Linked DNA regions of Mus musculus: regions 1 and 2 are each linked to region 3. A link is a loop called in an ENCODE intact Hi-C map of the cell type or tissue named here. Cell type or tissue: heart. All regions are shown on one strand. Links, peaks and the distances in the headings refer to the core of each region. The heading gives the core; the rest is flanking DNA.

What was found. Hi-C counts contacts between places; a loop is a spot of excess contacts. Peaks named below come from ENCODE experiments on the same cell type or tissue, not always from the same donor. Only the 100,000 strongest peaks of a DNase experiment are listed, where the experiment ranks them.
Region 1: it touches region 3 in a loop (4-fold over the local background); 2 of 42 quality-filtered maps call a loop at or near these places.
Region 2: it touches region 3 in a loop (3-fold over the local background); 4 of 42 quality-filtered maps call a loop at or near these places.

Annotation. Positions count from the first base shown.
Region 1 is chr14:28,086,686-28,092,096 of GRCm38, reverse strand. All of the region lies in intron 15 of Erc2 (ELKS/RAB6-interacting/CAST family member 2), which reads right to left. Among named protein-coding and RNA genes, the nearest start is that of Gm34996, 210 kb to the right of the region's middle. In heart, for the core only: a CTCF peak has its summit at 2,305 (motif pointing left); no DNase peak of the experiment used is centred there.
Region 2 is chr14:28,947,176-28,952,586 of GRCm38, reverse strand. It overlaps Cacna2d3 (calcium channel, voltage-dependent, alpha2/delta subunit 3), which reads left to right. Exons shown (of 38, transcript NM_009785.1): 34 at 290-345. Among named protein-coding and RNA genes, the nearest start is that of Lrtm1, 68 kb to the left of the region's middle. In heart, for the core only: a CTCF peak has its summit at 2,605; no DNase peak of the experiment used is centred there.
Region 3 is chr14:29,440,456-29,445,866 of GRCm38, reverse strand. The region is part of intron 4 of Cacna2d3 (calcium channel, voltage-dependent, alpha2/delta subunit 3); the gene reads left to right. Among named protein-coding and RNA genes, the nearest start is that of Cacna2d3, 280 kb to the left of the region's middle. In heart, for the core only: a CTCF peak has its summit at 2,563 (motif pointing right); no DNase peak of the experiment used is centred there; H3K27me3 peaks cover 340 bases.

The DNA of each region.
Region 1 (5,411 bases), core at 1,066-3,565, 1.4 Mb after region 3:
GAGTCACTTTTATAGAAAGTGTCATTTGGTTTTGACACATGGTCATTCTTCGTTGGTCCTCAGACCTGAGAATTTCAGAGGGAAGGGATTATACCCCACTACAAGCCTCTCTTTCTATAGATTAGAAAACTGAAGCTGGAAATGACAAAACTCGGTTGTTCAAGCCTACCCAGATCATTTGAGGTGATGGTTACTCCAGAATGCAGCCCCACTGCCTGGTTGAGCTCTCATTTCTCCCTTCTAGGATGGCCCAAGTCTCAAGGAATTGGAACAACACTGATTCCATTCACTACAGTGGTCACCAAGACTCAATCGGCTCATCTGTAAATGGCTTCAAAGACAATTAAAAACCTCACAAAGTTGTTGATACTATCAAACAAGTCAGTGTGTTTGTGATCAACTGGGCTGGTCACTGAATGCCTCTTTGTACTAAGAATAATGAAGCTGGGTTGGCAAGTCTAGAGAGCAGCCATGGGTGTCAGCCATGCTTGTCAAACAAGAGTACACCATGTCTGTTGGCTGGTTGCTAGATATCTGGTGCTGTTGGCTGGTTGCTAGGTATCTGGTTGCTAGGTATCTGGTTGCTAGGTATCTGGTGGAGAACAGAACAGATACCCACTCAGGACTACAGAACTCACTCCCTAACTGCCCTGAGTGTACCTTCCCGAAAGCTGCTTGACCAAGGATCACAGCCACCAAGACCCAAGGACCCATCAATAGGACACAAAGGGCAGGCAGCCTCCAAACTCAAATAGGATCAACTCCCTTCTAATAACTACTCCAGCTCCAGGAAGTGGCAGGGGTCTCTGCTGGGACCACACTGCAGCCTAAATTCTCCCTGAGCTCTCTAGCACACTCCAGCAAAGTTCGCACAAGTTCTTCTCAGAGTTAGTCTTTCCCAGAGAACTCCAAGAGCAACGTTGCCCTTGGCCTACCCCACTGCTCAGCAAACAGTAGCATTTGCCATCTTTTTGGTTGATTTTGCCAAACAGTCCATACTCATTTTCTATGAAAAGAAACATTGTGCATTTCCTTACAGGTGATGTCTTTTATGGATGAAGGAAACCGGCAGAGATTAAAATAACCGAAACCAGTTTTCATTGTCATTTAGAGAGTCCTAAACTTTGTAGGCTAAATTGACAACAGTTTTCTCGAGCACCAACTTACCACTTCTTGAGTTAACTCTATCTTTAAAGACAAAGAAGAGGCATACAGATCAGCAGCAGATCCTGTTTTTAAAGTACGGAAAAAGGTTTCTGGGCATGGTGGCATGTGTGTGCAATTCTAGCATTCAGGAGGCCGAAGCAGGAGAACTGGGAGTTCAGGCCACTCTTGGATACCTACATAGCAAGACCTTTTCCCCAAACTAAAAGACAGAAACTAAAAAAATAAAAAGGAATAAATAAATAGAAGTTAAAAAATGATAAAGTTTGTTTTTTTCTTTCTTATCATCCTAGGCCACCAATGTAAAATCCAATGCTGAGGGATAGAGGGTTTGATAGTTTTGACCAGTTATAGCCTACCTAGCATAGACTCACCTGCAGAGCCAATGAGAGCCACAAACAGCTCTTAGGGATTCCAAAGCACCTAGGATAAGGTCTCCTCTCTCCAAATAACTCCCTCTAGGCTCTTGGGCAGGTTCCATATTTTTGCTGGACCCTACTTCTCTTGCCAACAAAACAAGCTTACATTTAAAAAGGAAGAAAGAAGTCTAAGGTCTTTCCTACCAAGGAAAACGTATGCTTGCTTAACCTTGCAGGTTTTTTCCCCAGGCAACATAAATAAGAAAGATGTGGAGGTAAAGTGTAACAGCAGAGAAAATGTTAAAGGTGTCGTAAATTCAAGTTACCCAATCCGCAAATGTGAATTACAGGAGAGACTATTAAATGAATGGGAACAGGTTTTATAGCTATATTTTCCTTTTGCGAGGTTTCCAGATAAATCATTGCCTATGGCACTGACTGTCATTTCCTCAACCTGGAGTGTTCGAATGCATAGTTTAGCAGTGCCTTGGACAAGCCATAAGTCAAAGGTAACATTTTTAGAAATTAACCATGTCTAGGTCTCTGCCTTGGGTCATGACATGCTGACATAACAGCATCTGTTAGGAAGTGGGTGTGGCAACAGGGTGACACATACTGTGATTTGCAGATCCCACCCCACCCCCACCCCACCCGCCTCCAACTTCTGGTAGCAAGAAACATCTTAGGACAAAGCTGCCATCATCACCCGGGGCCAGGGAGAGCAGGTTTAAGTGGACTGCTGTTTTTTAAGCATGCTGAATTCGACTGCCCCCTAGAGGCAGCATGAACAGTATGCATGTGAGTTACATAAATTCTGTCTTGGAGACAATACAATTAATCCTTGCCTTTGAAGTGTGGGTTCTTCAGCAATGCCTCCATTTATCCTATAGTAGAAACACTTGGGTCCATGGGAAATCCACATCCATGAAGATGATCTCAACACACACCTTCACTTGGTGTGTTGTCAATTGATCTGTTTTGAAACAGTGTCTCACTATGTAATCCTGGGTGGCTACATAGATCAGACTGACCTTGAACTCAGAGATCTGCCTGCCTCTGACTCCTACATGCAGGAGTATGCCACCTTGTCTGGCTTGCAAGCACATGTCATTACTGCCTCATAGCTCAGTGGCTTTTCAAGTACAATTTACAATCCAGGTATTTTTCTTAAGGTGACATTGTCAGCAGCATGTTCTCAGAGTCTGGGCCTGACCATGAAAAACAAAAAACAAAAAACAAAAAACAAAAAACAAAAAACAAAAAACAAAAAACAAAAAACAAAAAAAACAAAAAAACAAAAAAACAACAAAAACAACAAAAACAAAAACAAACAAACAAACAAACAAAAAACCTAAAGCTTTGTCCTCAGTGGGACCTACAATTATCAGAGAAGCCAGAGCACCTCACTTACAGAGTGAAGACAGTCACACTTGCCCCCTAACCTCAAGGCTAATGGGCAACACAGAGCAGAGAACATGCATAAAACACTATTAGAAAAGTGGTTTACTACTCTGTTACTAACAACATGGAATACCAGCATTGATGTTAACACACAAGAAAAAGAAAAAGAAATTAAAAGATGCCTTCCGATTATAGCCCCAAATCTAGGAGTTGGGTTTTAGAGTAAACCTGCCAGGTCAAAGTTTGAAGTAATCAAAAGCAAGGCAGTCTCTATAGAGCTAGGTGCCCTCCTGATTCCAGAGAGGAGCACACCCTGTAAGGCCTTGCTGTATGCTTTTCAGCACTCCCTGGAGGTCCAGGAGGGTGGCTGGCTTTCTCTTAGACACTACAGTTCAGGCACCAAAAACTACACAGATGTGATAACATCTGAAAGGGAACCCCATCCTCCTTAGTAGCTGCCTCTGGGACGAACGAGAGATTATTGCATCATTAGAGCAAATGTCTGCTTACCCCACTCCAAGCCTGGCCATTCCAGCAGACTCTACCCTCGTGATAATGATGATTTCATTGAACAAATACATTGGATTAAATTCTGTGTGAGCCTCAGGTCTTGGCAAACAAATGCTCTCTTTACCAAGGACTGCCAAAGAGCCACTCAGAGAATGAAAACGAAAAAATCCCTGTGAGAAGGAGTGAGGCCCCGTGTCTCCAGGGGGGTAATTTAGTAGGTAGATTAGGCGATACTTGATTAAGAGTAAACCTCCCTTTTCTATGGATATATACAGTGTTTGTACAGAGGGGTTGAATGAAGTGGAGGATTAGGTCACAAATCCACAGGAAAAAGCCAAGGACTTTTCTCAGAAGAAATACACAAGTTACTCCACATTTGGAAAAACAGTCATACTTTATTGGGAGGAAAGAAAGGAAAGTTCACTCATACTATGGGGGTGGGAGGGACTCACTTGGCCCAGAACTGGTAGTCCAAGGACCCTGAGCAAGTCATTTGACATCTAACAGCCTAGTTTAGTAAGAGCCATGGTTTTCATTCAAGGTGCCAGAAGGTGACTGTTAAATGGTATTTTTCAAGACTGTATACAAGGATCGGATATAACAGAAGTCATTTGGAATTCATAGGGATTAGAGTGTAAAAGAAAACAAGTGTCAAAATAAATCCCAGAGAGAGAGAGACAGAGACAGAGACAGAGAGATGGGGTGGGGGAGAGATTTCTGTGGTAACCCTCAGTCCTCCCATGCCCCACCATCACCAAGCTAGCTGCCCATGTCTTCTACAGACACATAAGTACTTGAACACTTCCCATCATTTGAAATCACTAACAGTCCAGGTCACAGTGCAACAATGTAAGATTTATCTACAAACCAAGGGGATACCCAGAGCTCTACGCACCTCTATACATTGAGACAGAAAAGTGCAAACCAGGCTGAACCCCTCCAACAGGTTTAAAGCACGATGATGTTAAAATTTGATGAAACAAATGGAACAGATGTGGATTCTCTTTTCAAGATGAGTTGGGGTGACCTTTGTCAACTTTCCATATGCTGAAAAAGATGGCTGAAATGAAACCTCCCTAAATCACCTCGCACCGTGCCTACCAAACAGCCATGGAAAACTAGGAACTCAGTAAATGCAACTTGACAATGATGAATCTCTGAACACCGGCTGTTCAGGTTTTTTCTAATGGCTGTGCTTGGGTAAGTATGCCATAATGTGGGAACACAGATCATGGGTAGAGTAACAACCTTAAGCTTGGAGAAATAAATTTCAGTCAGTGACTTGGAGAGGTGAACATAAAGACGTAGATCTTAAAATCATTCTCTACTATCTGTATACCACTCTGAAGAGACAACTTAGCAAGCTTGGGAATGCCATAATGAACTGTATGTTCAATGAAAGCTATGCATTCACGGGTCTATATTTGTTATACTTCCTCTGCTAGTAGATTCCAACTCTGATAGGAAGAACAAAGTTAAATGAACTCCCTTGAGGGGGGAAATATGGATATACAAGTTTACATACATTGAAAGATGAAATTATTTCTAGCTGCTTTGTAATCTATTTGTGGTGTTTGTTGGGTTTAGTTTTTAGAATTGTACTAGAAGATCAGAAGCAAATGGGAATATTCGCTTGCTTTTTAAACGAATCACTGTGGGGTTTAATCACTGGTAGAGAAGAAACTTTACAGTTCCCTGGGAACCTATAATTTGGAAACGGAAGCACACAAGAACAGACTTTAGTTTTCAGGCAATAAATTGAAGAGAACTCTGCAGACATACAACAGAAAAGGAGCATAAAATATTGGCGTGTGTGTTTCTTAGAATGTTCGTTCATTAACTCGATATGTTGCACAGGGAAAAACGTAGCCAAAACCTACAAAGATGTCCACTGGGGATTCAAATTGGCATGTTTGCTCAGCAAGAAATGAGAGGTAAGGTGGGGGAAGCATCCTATTTCTGGTAAGGACAATTTAG
Region 2 (5,411 bases), core at 1,066-3,565, 490 kb after region 3:
TGAATGCCTAGAGGCTGACTCTGACCAAACTGCAGACATTTCTCAAACCAGGAATCCATCTCAACTAGGACACTGTGAACCCAGGCCATGGAAGGTAAAACAGCTTCTTTCCAAGTGAGCTGAAACCTAGTGGCAATTCAGTGGAGTCTCAACTAGCCACAGCGATGTCCGACAAAGTGTAATGTTGTTTATTTCAAACAGGGAGGGGCAGCACAATGACATAAAACAGTACTGCTCTACCCAGGCTTAGCTGATCTCGTAACCCTGGGCTTTTCCACCATTTCTTTAGGTTCCTGGTGGAGTTTAACCTGTGCAGTTGGTGGCACTCCGACATGACAGCTAAAGGTAGGTAGTGACTGGGGTTTCTGTTTCTTAGTGTGAGTGATGAATCCCAGGTCTCTGATGCTCTTCATCAGGGATCCACTGGCTTGCGTTAAATTAACCATGTAGGACGATGTGACAGTTCTTCAGCTCTGTCAGCAGAGAGGGAGCCTCTCTCTGCGAAGCCTATGCCACATGCACTGGGACACAGAATGGTACAGATCCTTTCAGGCCAAGTTCACTTTGACCTGTTTCCTCAGCAGGGGCAGAGGAGCCACCCTTTGTCAGGGTTTGAAACCTTCAGAAAGCTGACAGGCAACATGAAAGGCCAAGAGATGCAGACAAGCCACCACCCCTGGCCAGGCTGGAAGAGTGGATCAGCACTCTAGCTTTGTCTGCACAGCTGCAGACACATGAGTTAATGATCTGAGTGCTGGGTAATGAATACTCTCAAAGGCCCAAGTCTGCAGTATATCTAAAGTTAGGCTTAACTTTAGCAAATGAATCGATCTCACCAAGGCTCACTTTCTCTATAATTAGCACAGTGTCTCTGTCTTTCTGTATTCAGTCTCTCGGACTCTTTCTCTGTCTCTCTGTGTGTGTATATATGTGTGTTATAAGTCATATTGCCTGATTACAAGAGTAAATGGGACCTAAGATGCTACTATAATTAATTAATTAATTAATTAATTAATTAATTGTAACAGATACTGGTAGAGCATGTTTATTATCCTAGTCTAGAAATTCAACGTAAGTGAGTAACAGAGATTGGTAAGAAGGTTGACAAGTCACTCACAATGCCAAATAATGACTTCTTAAATATCTCTTAATGTGAACAGTTTAAGATTCTAATTCACCCACCAAAAGGTCTATTATACCGGTACTGCAAAATTTTTAATTAAATTTATAAAATATTGGTATGCTTAGATAGCCAGATGCAAGGACTCATGCATGTAGGCCCCTCAGCTACTCAGAAAGCTGAGGCGGGAGATTGCTGTGAGTTTAGGAAGAGGAGATTAGCCTGAGCCACAAAGCAAGATTCATACTCTTTACCATAAAAATATATAAAATGATAAACAAAATCCAAGACAAAAGACTAGTGATAGGGATACAGTCAGAAATCCACATGAAGAATAGGAAATTAGTAGACAGAACAAACTACAACTCATAGCGACAGCAAAAAAGACTATTATATCCACTAAAGAAATATTACCTCTGGTATGAATTTGCTTTTGTTGATATTATTCACACTGTATTTTTTAAAAGGTGGGATGGAGCAAAAGTAAATCAGTATGGCTTGAGGGCCCAGGTTACAACTTGATTAGCCTCTCTACACCATCTTTCTATGGTGCCGGTAACTGGGAACAAGGACCCACTCTGTTTAAATGAGGTTGTGCTGCCTCTGCAGTGGCTGTTAGCTGGCAAGTTGGACCCTACCTGTGCAGGCAGGTCTGGGAACCTCTGACTTCCCTGGTGCCTAGTAAAGGTTCATTAGATATGGTACAGGTTTGAAGAGGGCACTGAACACATGTGCATGAGTCTAGTGTAAAAGTGTGTGCTCATGCTTTGCGGGGTGGGGTTAACTATTTCTTAAGAGTAAGCTTTGTGCTGAGGGTAGTAGATGCATCATCTTTTGGTGGTTAATTTTTATCTTGGCATTCCTCTTCACAGTTGAGGACAGTTTTCTCTCAGTAGTTTTTCTGTACAGCTGAGAATGATCCCAAACTTTTGATCCTCCTGAATCTATATCCTCCTCTCCCGTGCTGGGATGTTTGTTGGCTTTTTTATTCAATGCTGAGGAGTACATCTTCCTGAATGGCAGACAAATAGTCTACCAACTGAGCTGCATCTTCAGTCCTCAAGAAAGGCCATCTTTATGTCAATTCCACTGCCAGAGCTCCCATTCTCACCTTGTCCTGTCATCTCAAACATCTATGCTAGTCCAAAGACTTAACAATTTCTTTCCTTTCCCTTTCCCTTTCCCTTTCCCTTTCCCTTTCCCTTTCCCTTTCCCTTTCCCTTTCCCTTTCCCTTTCCCTTTCCCTTTCCCTTTCCCTTTCCCTTTCCCTTTCCCTTTCCCTTTCCCTTTCCCTTTCCCTTTCCTTTCCTTTCCTTTCCTTTCCTTTCCTTTCCTTTCCTTTCCTTTCTATATTTTAAGAGCCCATTACTGTGATCCTTGCTTTGTCTGGAGCTGTACTGTTTAACTGAAGGGAAGCTCTGTCTCCCAGCAGTCACTGCAATATCTGGGGACAGTTTTGATTGTCATAGCTTGCTACTGGCATCTAGTGGGTAGAGACCAACATGCTGCTAGACATTCTACAACACTCATGACAGCACCTACAACAAATGGATAGCTGAGCAAGTAGTGCCAGCATCGAGAAGTCCTGGCCATGATGGAGGGCACAGATCAGGGCACAGTGGCATGAATTCTGTAGACACTCTAGAAGGTTCCCACTCTGAGCATTACATCCCCTATTTCTTCACAGGCTGCCCCAACATGGATGAAAATTATAATGCTCTGCCTTGAGAGTCTTCTTACACCCCACCTCAAAGATAATTTCCAGATGTCCCTTTACTCTAGATAGACCACCAGTTCTCAACCTGTAGCTCTCAACCCCTTTTTGAGGTCACGTATCAGATTTCCTGTATAACAAATAACTTACAATATGATTCATAGCAATAGCATAATTACAGTTATGAACTACTAACAGAATAATATTACAGTTGGGGGCTACCATAACATGTATTAAAGGGTCTCAGTATTCGGAAAGTTAAGAATCACTGCTCTAGACTGTGACACCTTCATCACACAGATTATAAGGAAAGCTAAGAAAAGCTGGTCCTTTATGTTGCTACCAAGGGTATGCTGGCATAGAGCATAATACCAGAGTGCTGGGAAACTTTCGTAGATCCCCTTCAAACTCCTTCCTCCACCTTAGCTGAAAGGTAGCCACTGGTATTACATATCACCAGATCTCTCTGAAGACACAAGACATGTAGATAGGTAAGAAGATAGAAGCAGAAAGAGAGAGGGAGGGAGGGAGGGAGGGAGGGAGAGAGGGAGAGAGAGAGAGAGAGAGAGAGAGAGAGAGAGAGCACCAGCCAGCGCCTCAGCTGACTTTCTTTGAGCATGATGTGGATTCCTGCATGGGAACTGTCTTACTCAGCCCACTGCCACCTACTTTACTGGGCATTAATATGATTTTTGCTACATTGTATATGAAGATGCTGAAATGGATGTGTGTATGTGAATTCATCCAGGGGATGCTGTTGTGAGAACATTTTGTTAAAAGTCTGTGTAAATCTTGAATTTCGTGCAGGGGAGGAACGGTCTTAGAACCATCTTGACTTGCAATTCATTCTAAATTTACCATTCTCTCACTAGATAAAGACTCTGAGCTGAGACATACGTCTTTGTTTTAGCTAAAAATGGAATCCATAATTATACTGTTTATCTGCCTCATTTCCTTGATGAGGGGGACTGTGGAAGCCCGCTTCTACTTGATTACCACAAAGGTCTCATTTGGGTGAAATTTCACAAAGAGAATGGAGCTTGCTGGCACCCTGTTATGGATGGGGATGTATCCACAGGACAAAAGGAGAGGGAAGCTATTCAAATGGCAAATCTATCCATTCCCGATTGCCTGCCCTTAATTACTGTGAACCCAAGCCGGTTATTCTCATCAGGGACATTTGTTGCTAAGGGGAAATTCAAGCAATCTGATTGTGTTCATGTCCCCTTGAATGCTCTCTGGGGAGCGAGTGGTGGGTCATGGTGACTTCAGCTTCAGACACCCCTGTAACTGGAATGGGAGACAGATCAGAGTATCTGCAAGTGTGGCTCCGGGGTGAGACTGTCCAGGTGCACACTCACAGCTGCATGCCTTTGAGCAGGCATCTTACTTTCACAGATTTTTGTGTCTTTGTCTGCCAAATTATGCAGTAGCAGAGCTTTGCTTATTGTGTGGTAATGAAGGTTCTGTTCACAGATGCACTGTGGCTCTACGTGAAAGCACATCCCGACATGCTGCTGAAAGGGCTTAGTTAAGTAAACTGAGATGGTAGAAGGGTACCACATAGTGTAGAGCACATGCCTAGTATAGAGCATGTCTTGGATTCCATCCCCAGCATAGCAGTCAATCCATATTTAAATACATAAGATTATGACAAACCATTCTTTGTAGAACTTAAGGCAGACTATGTCCAGATTCTGAGCCACATCTGTCTCTTCTGGGAGAAGAAGTGACCTAGGCCAGCATCAGCATCTTTGAATACCCTTACCTTTGTTAGATCAGGTTTAAGTACCCAGACTTAAAACAGAACTCAGTAAGTAGATTGCTGGCAGCTTTGGTTATTGGTTTGAAATTCCAAAGATAAACAGTACTGGCTGGCAGATATGGACGGTGTTTTCCATGTGCTCCAGACAGAAAGGTCCAGGTTAGTTAGAGTAAATGTGGCTATGGCTTTGTGGGATAATTCGTAAAATTGCAACTTCCAGCCTGTCTACAGTCATGCTGTAAATAGAGTCAACAGTTATCACTCTATCAGCACGAGTACCCTACAATTGTCCAAGGAAAAGGATTTCATCTCCAGAGAGGATCAGAGCCAAATGAGCTTTGCCATGGACATTTTGGACCCATTCCATTATAATAGGGTCTGGACAATTAGAGTTAGAGATGGTGAAATTATCGGGCTTATTTGAATCATGTGTGTGTGCTGCCTCCCCCAACCTGCCTCAAAGACCTCTCACTTTGTGCCATTGGCCTGACTTCACAAAGCCATGAAGCATTTTTATGCTGGAGCAAAAAAAAAAAAAAAAAAAAAAAAAAAAAGCCCAAGCCAAAAGTTGTCTCTACTACCTACTCCCTGGGTGACTTTGGACAATTTAATTCAGTCTCCTCCCTTCCACCTACTCTAGGAAACAGAGATTTTTTAAAAGAAAAAAGTTTCTACCTCCTAGTTCATTTCTTAATCTTGTCATTTTTCTTGTTGTTGTTGTTAAATAAATTCACGTGTACCAAGCAGAACAGTGCCTGGCACACAGCAGTTCTTTAACAAACTGAGTTGTTTGTTAGCAGGTTTTACATGAT
Region 3 (5,411 bases), core at 1,442-3,941:
TCGGTTCCAGTTTTAGGTTTGCATGCCTTTCAGTGGGTTGGAATATTTAGGGACCAATGACATAATGCTTTTGTTTCTCATACTAAATGCAATGCCATTTTCTACTTTAAATATTTTGAATATTGAAAATAATTTCCTCAGTGGCATTAATTGTGAGGCACTTCCCCACTGAGCCATCCTTGCCTGGTAATATTGATGATAGCATTTCAGTATCACTGGCTGGCTCTGTCATTCACCCATCATAAAAACCAGCCCCCGTTAGCAAGCAGCTGAGTCCTGAGAAGGAAGTGCACATATGCCCGAGGGAGAGGAAGAGAGGCTGTGTCTTTCCTGGAGGAACAAGTGAATTTGTCAACTGTCAAATCTGATTCTCAATAGGTCTCTCTGTGTAACATGCTTTCTTTGATTTTCTTCTCTCCTTTCCATTTTACAAAATAATTTGTAACCGCAGTTGGCGGTGATGTCTGTTTGCAAATTTTATCCTTTGATTTCTTTCCACTCTGTTCAATCCGAAAAGCCACTGGAGACGGTGGGACAGGCCGCTCTGCTCCTTCCTGTGATGGATTCGCTTGTTCTTGTTGGCTTTTGCGTGGTGTCTTGCTTCCCAGCTTTTGCTATTCTTTTGCCTCTTCGTCCCTCTCCCTGCCTCTTCTCACCTCAGCTTCCCTTTAGTTTCTTTTCATTCTGTGTCACCATCTCTACATGGCTTCAGAGTGTGGAGTATCCACTTGGTGTGCCCGCTGCGCTGGGCAAGGATGGAGGTGGAGTACTTCCTGCTTGGTCAGCTGGCCTGCATAGTGCTACAGTGGTTGCCAGTCCATACTTGCTGCCTAACAAGCTTGTTCAGAAACGAGAAGGCAGTTTTTAAATTAGCAAACATTTGAGTCTCCCATACAGAAACCAGCCATCCATTTGGTAAAGAGGAGCAATGGGGTCTCAAGATTACCTCAGGATGCTATTAAAAATAAAAATAAAAATAAAAATAAAAATAAATAAAAGTAAAAGAAGCTGGAGGAGAGATGGCTTAGCAGCTGGGAGTACGTTTGGCTCTTGCACGGGATCTGGATTTGATTCCCAGCACCGACACACTCACGACCATTTAGAACTCCAGTTCTAGGAGATCTGACAGGTTCCTATGTGGTTCTCATCTATACACTGAATCAAAGCTGTCACAAATATAAGGAGATTCTAATAAACAACAGCAGCAAATTAAGTTGGATTAGTCTTTTAAAAAGTAAAAGGGAAACTATTTCTTTTGGCTTTTAGTCACTGCCAGTTTTCCTAGTCAGAGGGGACAGTTATCAGATAAAACAGAGAGCAAAATCATTGCATTTGAAATACAAATTATAAGTAAGTTTTTAATATTCACATATTTTGCATATATTGTATATGTCTATGGGGACATATTATGCCCTGACATGTGGAGGTCTCAGGACAATTTTAAGAATTGATTGTTGGGGAACGCCAGGGCCAAGAAGTGGGAGTGGGTGGGTAGGGGAGGTGGGGGGAGGGTATGGGGGACTTTTGGGATAGCATTGGAAATGTAAATGAAGAAAATACATAATAAAAAAAAAGAGTTGATTCTTCCTTCCACCATATGAGTCTTTGAGATTCAACTCAGCTCAGGCTTAGTGGTGAGCACCTTCTCTACTGAACCACTCGCTTCATCGGTCTTAAAAAAGTTATATTTATTATGCATCCTACACCTTTATTTGCTGAGTCTGGCAACCCTGTTTGTATGTAGAGTCAGGAATTTGGGATGTGTCCCCTTGCCACCAGGAAGTTCAGCCTCTAGACAAGACTCCAGGTTACTTACCTGGGCCTGGGATGGGGGTGGGGGTGGGGGTGGGTGGGGGAATCAGTTATTCCATAAGTCTCAGAGGCACAAAGAGCGGGTGTAGTGGATATGTGCCTTCAGTTCTCAACAGTGGAAGAATACAAAATCCCTGACCACCCTCCCACCCTCCCGTGTGCTCTGGCCTCCTGTATGGCACTGTGACCCCCACAGCATCTCCTGCAGGTCCACAGAGCCCCTGTAGCCAGGCTAAGAGTTCTTCACTTCCCCAGTGCTGGATGGTCCAGGCAGCAGGAGGCAACCAGCTGTTTTTACTGTATCCAGCCCAAAACATGTCATGCAGAAAAAATGTCAAGTCGTTTTGAAAAATGTCGGAGGTATAATGAGCCTGACAGGACTGGAGTGGCATTGGCCATGGTCACGTAATTACTACCTCAGTGTTTGTTTACCGTGCAGCCCTTTCTTCTTACACTGGAATTAAATCAATCCAAGCAACAATGCAGCTTTATACAACCCAGGTCTCAGCGCAGACAACACTTCTGCATTCCCAGGTCCCTGGTGAGGGTGATCTTTGCCAGGTTGACTAAGCAACTTAACGGATTCTTTCATATCCGTATCTTCAGACTAAACTCGAGCAGACTTATTAAATTAAACTAAATGGAGGTCACCTAGTTTTCTTCTGCAAGCAATAAAATGTTAAGATAGGGTGAGACACTGAGGTCTGAGATCTAATTTGAATTTAAGCTGCGGCCTGGCACCATACTCCCGAGATCCACTAGATGGCGCTGATGATTCACACCAATGCAGTCGAGACTTTTTTTTTTTTTTTTTTTTTTTTTTTCCACCCCCTTTTTCTTTTTCCTTTTTCTTTTTATGTGCTTAAAAAGGTTAGGCTACTTCCACATACTTCTTCCCTTTACCTCCTCACGTTTGACATTCTCTTGTGTTATTCAAATGGACATTATTTCTCCCTTCCAAGATCTTTCTACCTCTGTGAATTTGTAAACATAAATAATTAGAAGGAGGAAGATAAAAAAAGTCCGTCTTATTTAAACCATCCATCTCTTTGTTGCTCCATTCCTTGATTTTTTTTTTCAGGGTGAACCTCCTTGGGCTTTGTTTCCTTGACGCATTTGGTCAGCATGTCTTCACAAAACTTCTGCAGTTCCTTTAGATTTCCTTCATCTGGTACAGTTGATTTTCCTCTCGCAGATTTATGCCCCGTTTACTTTGGGAAAGGAAATATCTATCCTTAGCATTTGAGTTTTGAGGATTTGCCCCCAACAGTGGGGATCAGATGCCTGTTAAGGTCCCAGCCATCCTCACTTAGAAGCAGACTAGCGGAAAGCTCTCCTGGTAGGAGGGGCGGTTCCATGTGGGTTTGTGGGGCAGGTCTTCTTTCATATACAGAATAAATTCTGGGCCAGACAAGGACAACAAAAGCACAAAGACTGGCAGCTGTTACAGATTTCCACCCCTAATGAGCTACATTTTTTCCCCTAGAGCATGGCTAATATGGGATGGGTCCCTCAGATTTTAAAAGGAATGTTAAAAGGGAGTAAGGTTAGCTTTAATCAAGTTAAAAAAAAAAAAGTCCTAAAACTAATTTCCAGCCAAGCTTGAGACCCATGGAAAGTTCTCTTGTAAATATTACAGCGGCAAGCGGTTTCCTTTATTTTTCTTATGACTCTTGGTTCTCAGAAATCACATCACCTGATTGGCTGGGAGAGCAGGGACCTTCTGGAGGCAGGGTCTCTGTGCTAGACCTGGTATATGCTCTAGAGCTTGCCTTTATGGGGGAGATTCCAACAAGGGAGTGCATCTGTGAGAGATGTTCCAGGCTTCTCTGCTGCTCTGAGATTTATTTAACAGAAAGGAGACTTGGGGTGTCCTGGGGCTTCTAACCATATCAGTGTCCTGTCACCAACTGGGTATCAAATGGCAGTTTGCAGAGTCCCAGTCCCCATTATCTTGGCACCTTGCAGTATGAACCCCCTTAGATGGGAAATAGTTATCTTACACAGTGCACCTGGATATTTCTGTAGCACTCCTTTGAGATAATTGTCAAGTAGTCATTGGTGGATTCCATTATATTGCAGAAAAGGCAGCAGCCATGAAATAAAGATAGTGTAAGCAGGGGAAGGTTAGATTCTGCAGTTGTTGGAAAGATAAGGCCCAAGACTCCTGATTATGAATGTCCTGTCATTCTGTTTAGAAAATCAGGCAATGGATGTCCCCTAAGTGTCTACTTGACAGTTCTGAGGGTTGAGACTTGAGGGGGGGGTGGGGTCACATGGAAGTAGGAAAATACAAAGCTCCTCCTCCTTTCTCTACAGTATGAATTAACCGTATTTAATACAAAATGTCTTACAGCTGTACAACAACTTCCTGTGTCATTTGTCAGGAAATATGAAAAGATTTTCAAGCCCCAAGCAAATTTTGCCGTGAACTTAAATATGCAAGTTTGTGACCATTCACTGGGTATCTCTGTTGACACTGATTCTTCTCTGTAGATTTACCCTGATACAACGGGCTTCTCCTCTGTCTGTCTCTGTCTCTGTCTCTGTCTCTGTCTCTGTCTCTGTCTCTGTCTCTGTCTCTGTCTGTCTCTATCTCTGTTTCTCTGTCTCTGTCTCTATCTCTGTTTCTCTGTCTCTCTGTGTGTGTCTGTCTCTCTCTCAGTGTGTGGGACTGCACACTGAAATGTTCAGGAAAATTACCAATACTTTATCTCCCTTTGAATGGAAGGGTTGTAAGTATTGGCCTCGGTCAGGAGTGGTCATTCCAAGTTCTCTGCAGCTATGGGGTTGACAAAAGAAGGTCTAGTGGCTCCGGCACTTGCTGCAAAGCCGGAGTTAGGTCCCACATGGTGGGAGGAGAGGACTGGCTAGTGCACTTCCTTAATATGCTTGCACACACACACACACACACACACCCCACACACACACACCCCACACACATTACAGTAAGTGAATCCAGGTAATAGAAGTAGAGTTAAAACCAAAGCATCCCAGTGGATTTTTCAGCATTAGTGATTAACGATTCTTTGTTGTCAGAGCTGACGTTTGACATTTAAAAGTAATTGTCTTTGATTAAACCTCCCAGCACAACACAGCCAGAAGCTGGCTTAGTTCTAGACAGGATTTGGCTTCTGGAGGTGAACTGAGTATTCCAGGTCCCTTGGTTATGCGCAGGCCTACCCTCTAGTTAGGCTCCAAACCAGCTTCCCTTGTATTTGCTGTAGACCTGCGCTGATGCTGGCTAGCCTGTGCTTGCAGCCTTCATGGAGACCCTGGTAGTAGAAGTTGCCCAGTCTTCATTTGCTTATCAATATGGAAACTTGCCTATATTGACTAATTCATTAATCTGACAACTAACATATTTCTTTAAAATTTAGAGCTCTGAAAACACAGCTTAATGTGTATTAGCCATATCAAAACCCACAAATGTATCTTATTAGCAGAGTCAGAACTTACAGGACACAATGATAAGGTTGGTTGTTTAAATATAGTATCTCCCTAGAAGGCTCCTTAGATGAAACATGTTTATCATTTACTAGCTGTAAACCATTTCTAAAGATCTGTGTATGCTACTGTGGAAGGGGCCTATGCAACAT